2 separate regions of the Homo sapiens genome follow, and region 2 is linked to region 1. The links are chromatin loops, found by intact Hi-C in ENCODE. Cell type or tissue: dorsolateral prefrontal cortex. All regions are shown on one strand. Links, peaks and the distances in the headings refer to the core of each region. The heading gives the core; the rest is flanking DNA. Region 1 overlaps LOC102723403 (a long non-coding RNA gene). Region 2 has its middle 58 kb from the start of MPPED2.

Region 1 (5,386 bases), core at 328-5,327:
TGGGCCATTACTACATGCCAGGAATTGTTCCAGGCACAAAGGATACAGCAGTGTATAAAATACTGTCCTCATGGAGCTTATATTCGAGTGGAGAGACAGGCAATAAATGAGATTGGAAAAGTTAATTATATGATATGTTAGGAAAGAGGATAGAAATTGTTTGGCAGGTGGGAGAGGTTGAAATTTTAGATAGGATAGATCTGGAAGTCTCTATCGAAGAGGGACAATTAAGACTTGACTTTGCCATGTAGGCACTGAAGGGCAGTCCAGATGGAGGGAAGAGCAAGTGCAAAGGCCCTGAAACAGAAATGTGCCCAGAATGTTCAAGGACTCACAGGTAAGCCAGTGTGCCTGGAGGAGGCTGGAGAAGGAATTAAGACATTGGGTGAGTGGTTGGCTGGTGGCCTGGTGATGAGGGATTATAGAGACTTTGTTTTTACTCTAAGTGAGATGGGAAGCCTTTAGATATCATTGTTTTGTACACTTTAAAGTAATCTTTGACAAGAAATTGTGGAAGGTGAAATAGGAAATATAAGAGTGTCTATCTAGGGGGTATAGAGTTGAGAGTGGAAAAATGGAAAAAACCTGCTTTTCCATGTCAACAGGTCTTACCCAGCCAACTTCCAAATTATTTCCATCTTATTTTGAAATAATTCCATCTTATTTCCACTGAAAGATCTAACTTGGCTGAAGGCAAGGCTTCGGGGTCAATAAGGAGAGCTGATTGCAGGACTATGCATCACCATCTGATTACCTGGGTGTGCTTCATGCTCTCGTGTGTGTGTGACATTGTCATGGATGCAATGTTCTCCTCAGAACATGGAATTCAACCTGCTGTCCTCTCTCAGTAACAATAATGAAGCTTTTAAAGCATCCCTGAAAGGTATGTCCATTTCTTTTTCTCCTTAAATATGATTGGGAAGTGATTAATTAGAGTGAGAAACAGACAATAACTCAAAAGAACAAAGTGGTATGGGTAGGGACCATAGTTTGGTCTTATGGCTAAAGAGTGATTGGACAAGTTATTGAAACAAATTTCTCTATGTCTTAGGGAATTTGAATGTTGACTTTCTTGGTGAGACTATATCAGTGGTATGCATTTCATAATCATCTTTTATTCTAGTATTATGACTCAGATTTAAGGTGTATCTTTTATTCATGTCAACAAGTATAAACACATGCTTGAATGTTTTTCTCCTTTAGTCCAAGGTGATATTAATCAGAATTCATTTCAGATAAAAATCTCAACATGCACTTGAACTCAAAGGTGAGAGTGCATTCCATTCTGTTCTCACTTTATGGAGCAACTCTTCTGCCAGCTCTGGCTTGGCAACTTGACTCTTTTGCAAAAGTTGGTTCTCAGGAGCTCCTACAGAGTGGAAAAAAATCCTTGATCCCAGTCTTAAAGATAAGAGGGATTAGCTCCTTGGTGCTTCATAAGGTTTGTGACATTCGAGGCGATTCTGTGAATTTCAAAATTTTAAACCTTGTTTATGTTTTGTGAAAGTAAAATTTAAAATTGTTTAATCCAATTCTGCTCCTTCTATTCATTTCAGAGTTATCGTGGAAGGATTTGCTAAAGGACCAAAGACAACTGCCAACCTCTTCAAAGGCAATTTTCCTGCATCAGTGTCACACAGGTAGATTGCTTGGGACTGCATTTATTCATTTCCCAATTTTTTTAAATCGTACTTCACCTTGGATTAATTGCTTGACAATGTCAATCCATTTCTTTGTGGGATCCCCAAATGGGAATTCAATCACTGCCTCTGATCAAGTGGGGAACCTTCATCTGCTTGGGATGACAAAGATCTGCAGTCTCCTCACCCAGCTACCTGTTCATCAGTTAGTCCCTTTGGCAGAATCATCCATGCCATTGGAACACTTGGGGATAGCCTGCCTGATTAGTTAAATTTTTCTTTGTCACCTCGTGAGCCTGCCTTGTCCAACTCTGTAACTTTGAATGTGAGGAAAAACTGGCTGTTTGTGTAAACATAAATGCCTCTTCACAACTGAACACTTTCCACCCTTGTATTAGGATGGTGTGCATTTCCACTGTTTGCCTGTTACTGTCACCCCACAGCTGCTCTGGGAAGCAATGCAGAAGGTTCCCTCCCTGAGTTCTCCGACCACAGTGGACGACTCCAGTGGCTTCAAGAAACATCCATGACAGTACTGGGGATCATTCGTTGGTTTCACAGTGTAGGGCCTGGTTTGTGATTCTCTCTAATGGCAGACCAGGCCTCTGGACCAGAAATGGGGCCATGGAAAGTGGCATGAAAGGATCTCAGCAACAGGAATAAACAGATTTGGTTCTAGCAGTGCTTGTTTCATTAGATATTTCAACCTGCTTAAGTGGAGAAATAGTAGACTTGAACCAATTGAAAAAACCCAGAACGATACACACCAATTTGCTGAGTCCTGAAAAGAATGCAATTCCAAATCTATTCATCTACCGAAACCATGACCCAAACCAATATCACCACCAAACCTACCCACCCCACCAAACACACACTCTGAGAAGGGAGAGAGGATGCGGAATAAGGACCAAAGGATTAAAGAAGAATGTCAAATAATTCTGCATAGTAAACCTGAACTAAAGTAAAATTATATCAATCCTCCTTTTCCCATCAAAGACTGAGCATTCTGGTTAATGAAATAATTTAAGGTACAGTAATTTGCTTTCACGGAAACACAATTTTCCAACTTATGAGTAACTTATATGTACAGTGGGAATCAAAGTATCCTTTTAGTCTTTAATAAACCAAGCATTATAATGAAGATAGTGTCTAAACAGCTTTCTCCTTTTAGTGGTCCGCACCAAAGAAGATAAATAGATGGGCTTAGCTACAGAAAGGCAGCCTCCACAGACAGGAGGTGAATGCATCCTTCTTCTGCATGTGGTGCTGAGAATTGGGAGGGCTTGCAAACTTCACCGGACAGGTGTATCCTTCTTTTGCTCTTCACAGTTAAGGATCTGGAACATTCCAGCTCCTTGGCAGCAAGGAAGGTTACCAGATGTAAAAGAACGCAAAGGGTATCTCTGGAGGAGAAAAGTCTTTCAGGCTCTTGGGACTCTTTGGACCCTTGTTAGAAATTGTGTGTACCCTACTCTCCTGGCCTGAGGAAGAACCGATGCTTGGCGAAGGCTGAGGTTTAGATGTATGGCCACAGTGGCTTTGCAGCTCGTTTTCTGAACCAGTCCAATTCGGAGGCAGATCGAGATTAAGCTCAAAGAGAAGAATTTTAGGCATGGGATAAAACTTAATTTTCCTGATGAGAGAAATGAGAGCTAAAGTGAGAAAGTGCTAATGAAAGATTCCAGGCAAAGAAGGCAGGGCCAGCTGCCAGTTTACAAACTGAGCTTGGCAGACAGACAGTGGAGCTCTGACAGGGAGTTTCTCTGTGCATTTTAGAAGAAGGCAGAATAGATCTAAATGCAGCCAACCTATTGATTTATTCTCTTTGTACTGGACATGGCTTTTTATTAAAGAAAGCAGATATTCAATAGTGTTAACTAGTAATGGGAATTGACTTTTCACTAATTGCACAGACCTTGGCATTAATACACTTTAATGGAACCTGGGCTCTGTGTCCCTCAGATCAATCCCGAAGTTTTTCTCTAACTCTTTCTGGTCAAAGGATATGAATGGCATTGTAACCGAGGAGACCTTTTTTAATCTTTTTTTTTTTTTTAATTCATGGAATGAATAGGCTGAGGAACTTTCTTTTATTCCAAGAGACCAGAGAGAGGGGTAGTTCTGTGACTTCTAAAATACATAGAAACTTTGTGGGTCTGAACTGACTTTGGAGCTTGGTGTTGGCAATTTAAAATTCAGTTGTGAAGGCTGGAAAAGAGTTTAGCTTCCCATGCACCTGGCTGGGTCCTGCCCTTGCTGGATTTTCTGAGGCAGACGAATCACCACTTATTTATCATTCATTTGTTAGATTTATTAAAAGTAAATAGGATCCCTGACAGCTGCTGGGCTCATATGCAGACCTGGAGCCAAGGATATGAGAATATGGGTAGCCCTGGCAAACCTCTACAGCAGAATCTGACCTCACCAAAGGGAAAGTAGCATGGCATACCAGATCCTGCCATGGACAAGGACATTCCTGAAGGCCCCAGGATGGCAAATGTCCCAACTCCAGTTCTCCAGGAATTATTGTCAGATTCTTTCTCCAGCCACAGAATATTAGGAGGATCCTCTAAGACAATGATGCTTCAAATCCAAAGCATGAGACTTTGAGGTTCTCAGGGAGGATGTTTGTCTCTTATTAATCTTTGAATATGACAATTCCTGGAGTCAGGGCCAGACAAACCCGGTTTAATTTATAGTTTTACCTCTTTCTAGCTTGGTGGTAATAAGTCAGTCTCTGTGAGCCTCTATGTCTTCATTTGCAAAAAAGAAAGAAAGAAAATAGAAACACATGATTCAAAGGGTTGTTGAGGGATTCAAATAAAATACTGTATGTAAAGCTTTTAGCTCATTGAGGGCTCCTTCAGTGAATGGTAGTTATGATTATCATCATCTTTGAATCCTTCGCACTTAGACATTGGGCATTTTGTAAATGTAAGTTCAGTGAATGGGTTCATTCTTTGATTCAACTAATTTTGTGCCTGTTACATGCCAAGCACTATTCTGCAGTGCACAGACACACCTCCTGACCTCATGGAGTGTACAGTTTGGTGGGAATACAGGAACAGAGAAGTAAATGAATGGATAAACTGTCTGAAATTTAATTTTGGATAGTAATAAGTTCCATGAAAGATATTAAGCAAGATAAGAGGATCGAAAGTGATTTTGTATATGTTTGTGTGACAGAGAGAGAGAGAAAAAGAAGAAAGAAAGAAAAGAAAGAAAGAGAAAGAAAGAAGAAAGAGTATAGCAAGTGAAGGTCTATGGGTGAGACAAATGAATAAATATAAACAGAGATTTCTTCAGGTACTTATAATGCATCTGCCCTACTTGTTTTAATACCTTTGGCCAAGTGTTCACTCAACAACATATCTCTGTACTTGATGAACTCTTGTGCTGTAGTTTCTCTTTACCTAGTGAGGTGAGATAACTCCCATTAGGTGAGTGTCTTTATTTGTTTTCATCCTTGACCTTGGGTCCTTTTTCCTAAAGTGTCCCCCACCTCCATCCCAGGACTTCATCTCAAAAATAAACATAAAAGGCAGGAAAATGCCTCCCTTTTCATATCTGACTTCTGTACTTCCAGGCTTGCCTTCCAGAAGTGGACAGCCATGGATTCAAGATGTGTCAAAATTGGAAGGAGCTTTGTTTCTATTTGGCCCTGAAAAGTGTTCCACAACTGGACTGCCATATTGAATTATTTTCAGCAGTAGAAATTCTTCGATGGCCCATTTCAGACCAGCCTC
Region 2 (5,386 bases), core at 284-5,283, 290 kb before region 1:
TATTGTTCAGGAATAAAATTCATAACGTATCTTACCTTACATTTCTTCAACCTTTGGTGTCATCAGGAGTGGCAAAGTTATTCAAGACAGGTTAATAAGCTTTTAAAACAACAACAACAACAACAAATAAGTGTCCCCCCTGCTGTACAATTTTCCAACACAATGGATAATTTGGAAAGTGCCACATTCTGTCAGTACAAAGAGGAGAAGTGGAGATGATCTTTGAGGGAAGAATTGGTCTTGTGTTTTGAGACTACTTTTGTTTTCAAAGCTAGATTTGGGTTCTGGTTTCAGAAAAATCCAATGAAATCTTGAAAAAAAAAACAACTCTCATTATATCTTCAAAATTGATTTACAACATGACATATATGGAAAAGGGAAAAAAGCTCATAAAATTGAATGTTGGATCCTTGAAATCTATATATCTGATAATGTGGTGGTTAGACATGTCAAAAATGAAATTTCCCGTTCATCTTGACAAAATTAAATTTAAATGTCTTTTTCGGTTTTCTATGTTTAAAATTTTGAAAAATGGATTGAAGATAGCAAATGTCTGTATCTTCTTTTTTTTCTGGAACTTGAAATAATTTCATGTGAGTGGCCTAATTATAATATGCTACAGTCTGTATCATCTCCTAAAGCAGAGAAAGACTCATTGAGACTTTTTTCATGTTAAACATGAAAGAATTTTAATGCTGTAAAGGTTGTTTCATATAATCTAGTCTAAGGTAAAGAAATGGGTTTTTATCTCATATGTCACTTTTAATGTATTGATTGAGTTGCCTGGCTTGCTGGATTGAAAGAGATTCATTCAGAAGCCCCATACATGCTGAACAGGGCACTAGGTTATAATTGATTACTAAAGATGGGCCTAGCCATGAAAAGCAAATATGGTGGTAAACATGTCAAGAATTTTTTTGTCCCAGCTGATTCATGAGATTAACGAAGCTCAATAGTGCCCATTCTCCTTCAGCATCCTCCTCACTATCAATGCCAGTTCTTCATCAGGTTTCCTAGTTGATAACATTTACCTACACTCTGTCATCATCTTATTATCTCTTAAGTTTCAAATCTAGCTCTATTGGGGCTTATCACTCCCATACTAATTCCTGGAAGCCATTGAAACACATCTGTTGGCATCTCATCTCTGCAGACCTCAAAGTGTCAATTACGCTGTAAAAAAATGCATTGTTAGATTATTTGAGGCCCCATAATTATAGGTACTCTTTAATTACAACCTATTTGAACCAAACTCTGACAATGATTGTCCAATTCATTCTATCGGGTATTAATTTGGGGATGGATGGCTCATGGTGCATTTGGGGGAAGGTATTTTTTAGATACTTTTGATAAAATTGTCTAGACATGATTATCCTTTAACAGGTTTCCACTTGCCTGTTGTCAATTCTGCTACCAATCCAAAAAGGATTTCACCTCTTCAGATCACAACTTTGAGATGAGGTCCTGCTCCCCTTTTTTTCCTTTTCTGCCTCTTTCTCCACATCCTAACCATTAGTGTCAGTTGCATTTTTTTTTTTAGAAGAAGCAAAATCATGCCAAGAAAGGATATCAGTAAAATCTCTATATGGATGCTAAAATTCTCAAGGATAATGATAAAATTCATGTATAAAGCCAGGTGCGGTGGCTCACACCTGTATTCCCAGCACTTTGGGAGGCCGAGGCGGGCAGATCATGAGGTCAGGAGTTCGAGACCAGCCTGGCCAAGAGACCAGCATGGCTAATATGGTGAAACCCCGTCTCTACTAAAAATACAAAATTAGCCAGGCTTGATGGCACATGCCTGTAATCTCAGTTACTCGGGAGGCTGAGGCAGGAGAATCACTTGAACCCGGAAGGCGGAGTTTGCGGTGAGCCGAGATCGCACAATTGCACTCCAGCCTGGGCAACAAGAGCAAAACTCTGTCTAAAAAAATAATAATAATATGAATGGCTACTTCATAGGCAGCAACCTGAAGGCTGTTGGTTGCCCATTTTTATGGTTGTTTATTGATTGTATGCTAAACAAGGGGTGGATTATTCAGGCCTCCCCTTTTTAGACCATACAGGGCAACTTCCTGATGTTGCAATGGCATTTGTAAACTGTCATGGTGCTGGTGAGAGTGCAGCAGTGAGGATGACCAGAGGTCTCTCATCACCGTCTTGGTTTTGGTGGATTTTGGCCGGCTTCTTTACTGCAACCTGTTTTATCAGCAAGATCTTTGTGACCCATATCTTGTGTTGACCTCCTATCTCATCCTGTGACTTGGAATGCCTAACAGTCTGGGAATGCAGCCCAATAGGTCTCAGCCTTATTTTACCCAGCTCCTACCCAAGATGGAGTTGCTCTGGTTCAAACGCCTCTGACATACTCCCCCCTCTCTTTTACAAGAGAATTTTCTTTTTTTTTTTTTCCCAGGACAGTGTTGCTCTGTCACCCAGGCTAGAGTGCAGTGGCGCAATCTTGGCTCACTGCAACCTCCACCTCCCAGGAGAACTCTTAATCTTAGGGGTTGTAGAGAGACAAAGATCCGTCTTCTGTAACTTCTTCATGCTGAACAAGGGTGATAGTATTCCTACCTAACTATTGGGTCTGTTGTATTCAGGATAGAAAGGAGCTCAGTCAGAAAGCCGTGGTTGGCAAGGGTCACTTATAATTTTCGAGTTCTGACAAAAGGTGATATCTGGAAGATTAATAAGTGCTCAGTGTAAGAAAACGGTGAGTAAGCTTATCCTGCATTCCTACACATAGAGTACAACAGCAATATATTCCACAACAGTAAAGCAAAATAAGTAAAATTATCCAAGTAAACTAAATTAGAAGGCTTTCTATGAACTGGGTTACTGTTGGAACCAAGCTGTTATAGAGTTGCTAGCTGATTACAATATGCCTAGAATTAGAATATTGGTTCAGATTTTTACATTACCCATCTTTCTTGTTTCTTTTCAGCAGCAGCCAGAGATCACTGATTACTTCACAGGAATACTCAAGGTCAGCCTAAAAAGCAGGAAAAAAACTTAAAAAAAAAAACTGATAAAACTAGAATCTAATAACCGGTGTACCATAGTTCTTGAAACATAATATTTTCTCTCCAGTTTCCCATTTTTGCTAAAGGCAAATCATAATAGGACTGATTTGTTTGTAAATATAAGCCTTAGTTTTATACTTGGCCTGATTATTTGTATAAAGTGCAGCAAGAATAATTATTTTTCACATAGGCTTTTTAAATTGGCTTTGACGGAACTTTGTTCCATAGAAGGAATTTTAGATAAGACTTTTTTAAAGCCAAGCCCAACCACGGGTTTGTACCCTCAAATACCTGTGAGTTGGGTAAATTCCTTTTCTCTTGAGGTCCCTTACTTAACACAGGATTCTTGAGGAATCCTGTGAGCATGCCATTCCAGTCAAAGCCTTTGTAAAATAACCAGTTTCTCCAATTGTGCCCTGTTGCAAAAGGAAACAGATTCTTATTGCACTTATACAAAGAACTGTATTGCCATAAGTTAAAAATACTCACAAATAGTTCTCAAATTCTGGAGAAATTAGGTAAAGAGAGAAACAAATATGCTCCAAATTTTGTTCACAGGAGTATACTTTACTCAATTGCTACAAGCTGGAAATAGCTCAAAATAAAAGTTTTCTTGACTCTGAAAAACAGAGCAAAGGATCAGCAACGTTTTAAGCAAAAAAGTAAAAAAATATTAATTCAGTCTTCCATTAGTCTATTCCGTTAACTCCAATTCTGCTTGATAGTCATGAACATTCTGGCTTTCCATGAGAGCCCTGAAAGTTTTTTTCTCTATTCTAATGTCACAATCACCAAAGTTATCAGAAACCTGCATTTAATAACACCTGTTAGAGTCCTATGGCTGATTATAAACCAGCTTTTAAAAAGGATCAAAACAAGACAACAGTTGTCTATGGATGATAAAATGTCTTAGGAGAGCCGCTATTAAAGCCACAACTGAAAAGGAAATATTGGTTACTTCTGTGGCATATAACAATTTTATATAACAATTATAATTATTAATAACATACATTAAGCCATATCAGATTTATAGGAGTTTCTCATAATTTTGGAACACAGACCAATAACACATTTATACAAATACAGCCCAAAGAAAAGCAAACATCATTTCATATTTGACACTGCTTCCTGTATGACTTTTATACCAAATAAGCCAAATTTCACCTTTACATTAGTATACTACTAATGTTAAACTCCAATTTTTAATAAAACTTTATACATAAATCTATCCAATCTTCATCAGTTTGACCATAAGATAAGATTTTTATAAACCTTCTATAAGCCTTTACAGATTTTCTCATAAAGAGCAGATGAGTACTCTTAGAAAACCTTGTTGTGCTTTTAGTCCAAGGCTCAATTTACGGAAAAACTGAGTAATACCCCTTTAGCTTTAGCCAGTATGTTCACACACAGAATTTTTTACAAGATTAATTTTTCACAAACTTTTCACAATTTGCTCAAACCTTCAGCTTTATTCTATCTAACTTAAAACAATCCTTTAACCTTTTAATCTAGGCAAAAAAAAAAAAAAATCCACATTTCCATGCCTTCTTATAATCTTTTACAAAAACACATTTCATTTTCTTTACATACCTTGCATGTAAAACTGTTTCTTCAGTAGTCTCAGTTACGTGGTATAATGTTAATTCTTAGCAACTTTTACCAATAATCTTTAAAACTATTTTTATTTCCCAAAGATTACTAAATCCATGTGAACCAAAAGGCATTACACTTTTTACTTTTCTCACAAAATATTTAATTGGTTATTATTTTTAAGCCAATTAAAGCTCTTTCATATATAAACATCATACACATAATACATATAAATACACAGGCAGACAGAACAAGATCCAGTAGTTGTAAGATTTTTCATTCACCAGTTCTTTAATTGGATTACTGACTTTAGGGTGCAGCCTTTGGAGTAACAGGGTCAGGAAAGTATGCAGTGTTTAGGGCCTAATAAGCAAACACAGTTGGAAGGAAAAACAGATCTCCAAAAATTAGGGGTCCTCTTTTTTTTTTTTTTTTTTTTTTTTTTTGAGACAGTCTTGCTCTGTTGCCCAGGCTGGAATGCAGTGGCGTGATCTCAGCTCACTGCAACCTCCGACTCCTGGGTTCAAGCGATTCTCCTGCCTCAGCCTCCTGAGTAGCTGGGATTACAAGTGCCTGCCACCATGTCCAGCTAAATTTTGTATATTTAGTGGAGACAGGGTTTTGCCATGTTCACCAGGCTGGTTTTGAACTCCTGACCTCAGGTGATCTGCCTGCCTCATCCTCCCAAAGTGCTATGATTACAGGTGAGAGCCACCGCACCCGGCCAAGGGTCCCATTTTTATACCAGATGCTGGATCCCCAAAAAA

Evidence for each region. A loop is a pair of places that touch in the nucleus more often than their neighbours do. Peaks named below come from ENCODE experiments on the same cell type or tissue, not always from the same donor. Only the 100,000 strongest peaks of a DNase experiment are listed, where the experiment ranks them.
Region 2: it touches region 1 in a loop (2.5-fold over the local background); 32 of 110 quality-filtered maps call a loop at or near these places.

What each region holds. Positions count from the first base shown.
Region 1 is chr11:30,356,742-30,362,127 of GRCh38, reverse strand. LOC102723403 (a long non-coding RNA gene) reads left to right here. Exons shown (of 4, transcript XR_001748162.1): 1 at 1-337; 2 at 677-883; 3 at 1,557-1,640; 4 at 5,227-5,386. Among named protein-coding and RNA genes, the nearest start is that of ARL14EP, 36 kb to the right of the region's middle. In dorsolateral prefrontal cortex, for the core only: no CTCF peak of the experiment used is centred there; a DNase peak (open chromatin) is centred at 3,337.
Region 2 is chr11:30,641,901-30,647,286 of GRCh38, reverse strand. No RefSeq gene overlaps it. Among named protein-coding and RNA genes, the nearest start is that of MPPED2, 58 kb to the right of the region's middle. In dorsolateral prefrontal cortex, for the core only: no CTCF peak of the experiment used is centred there; no DNase peak of the experiment used is centred there.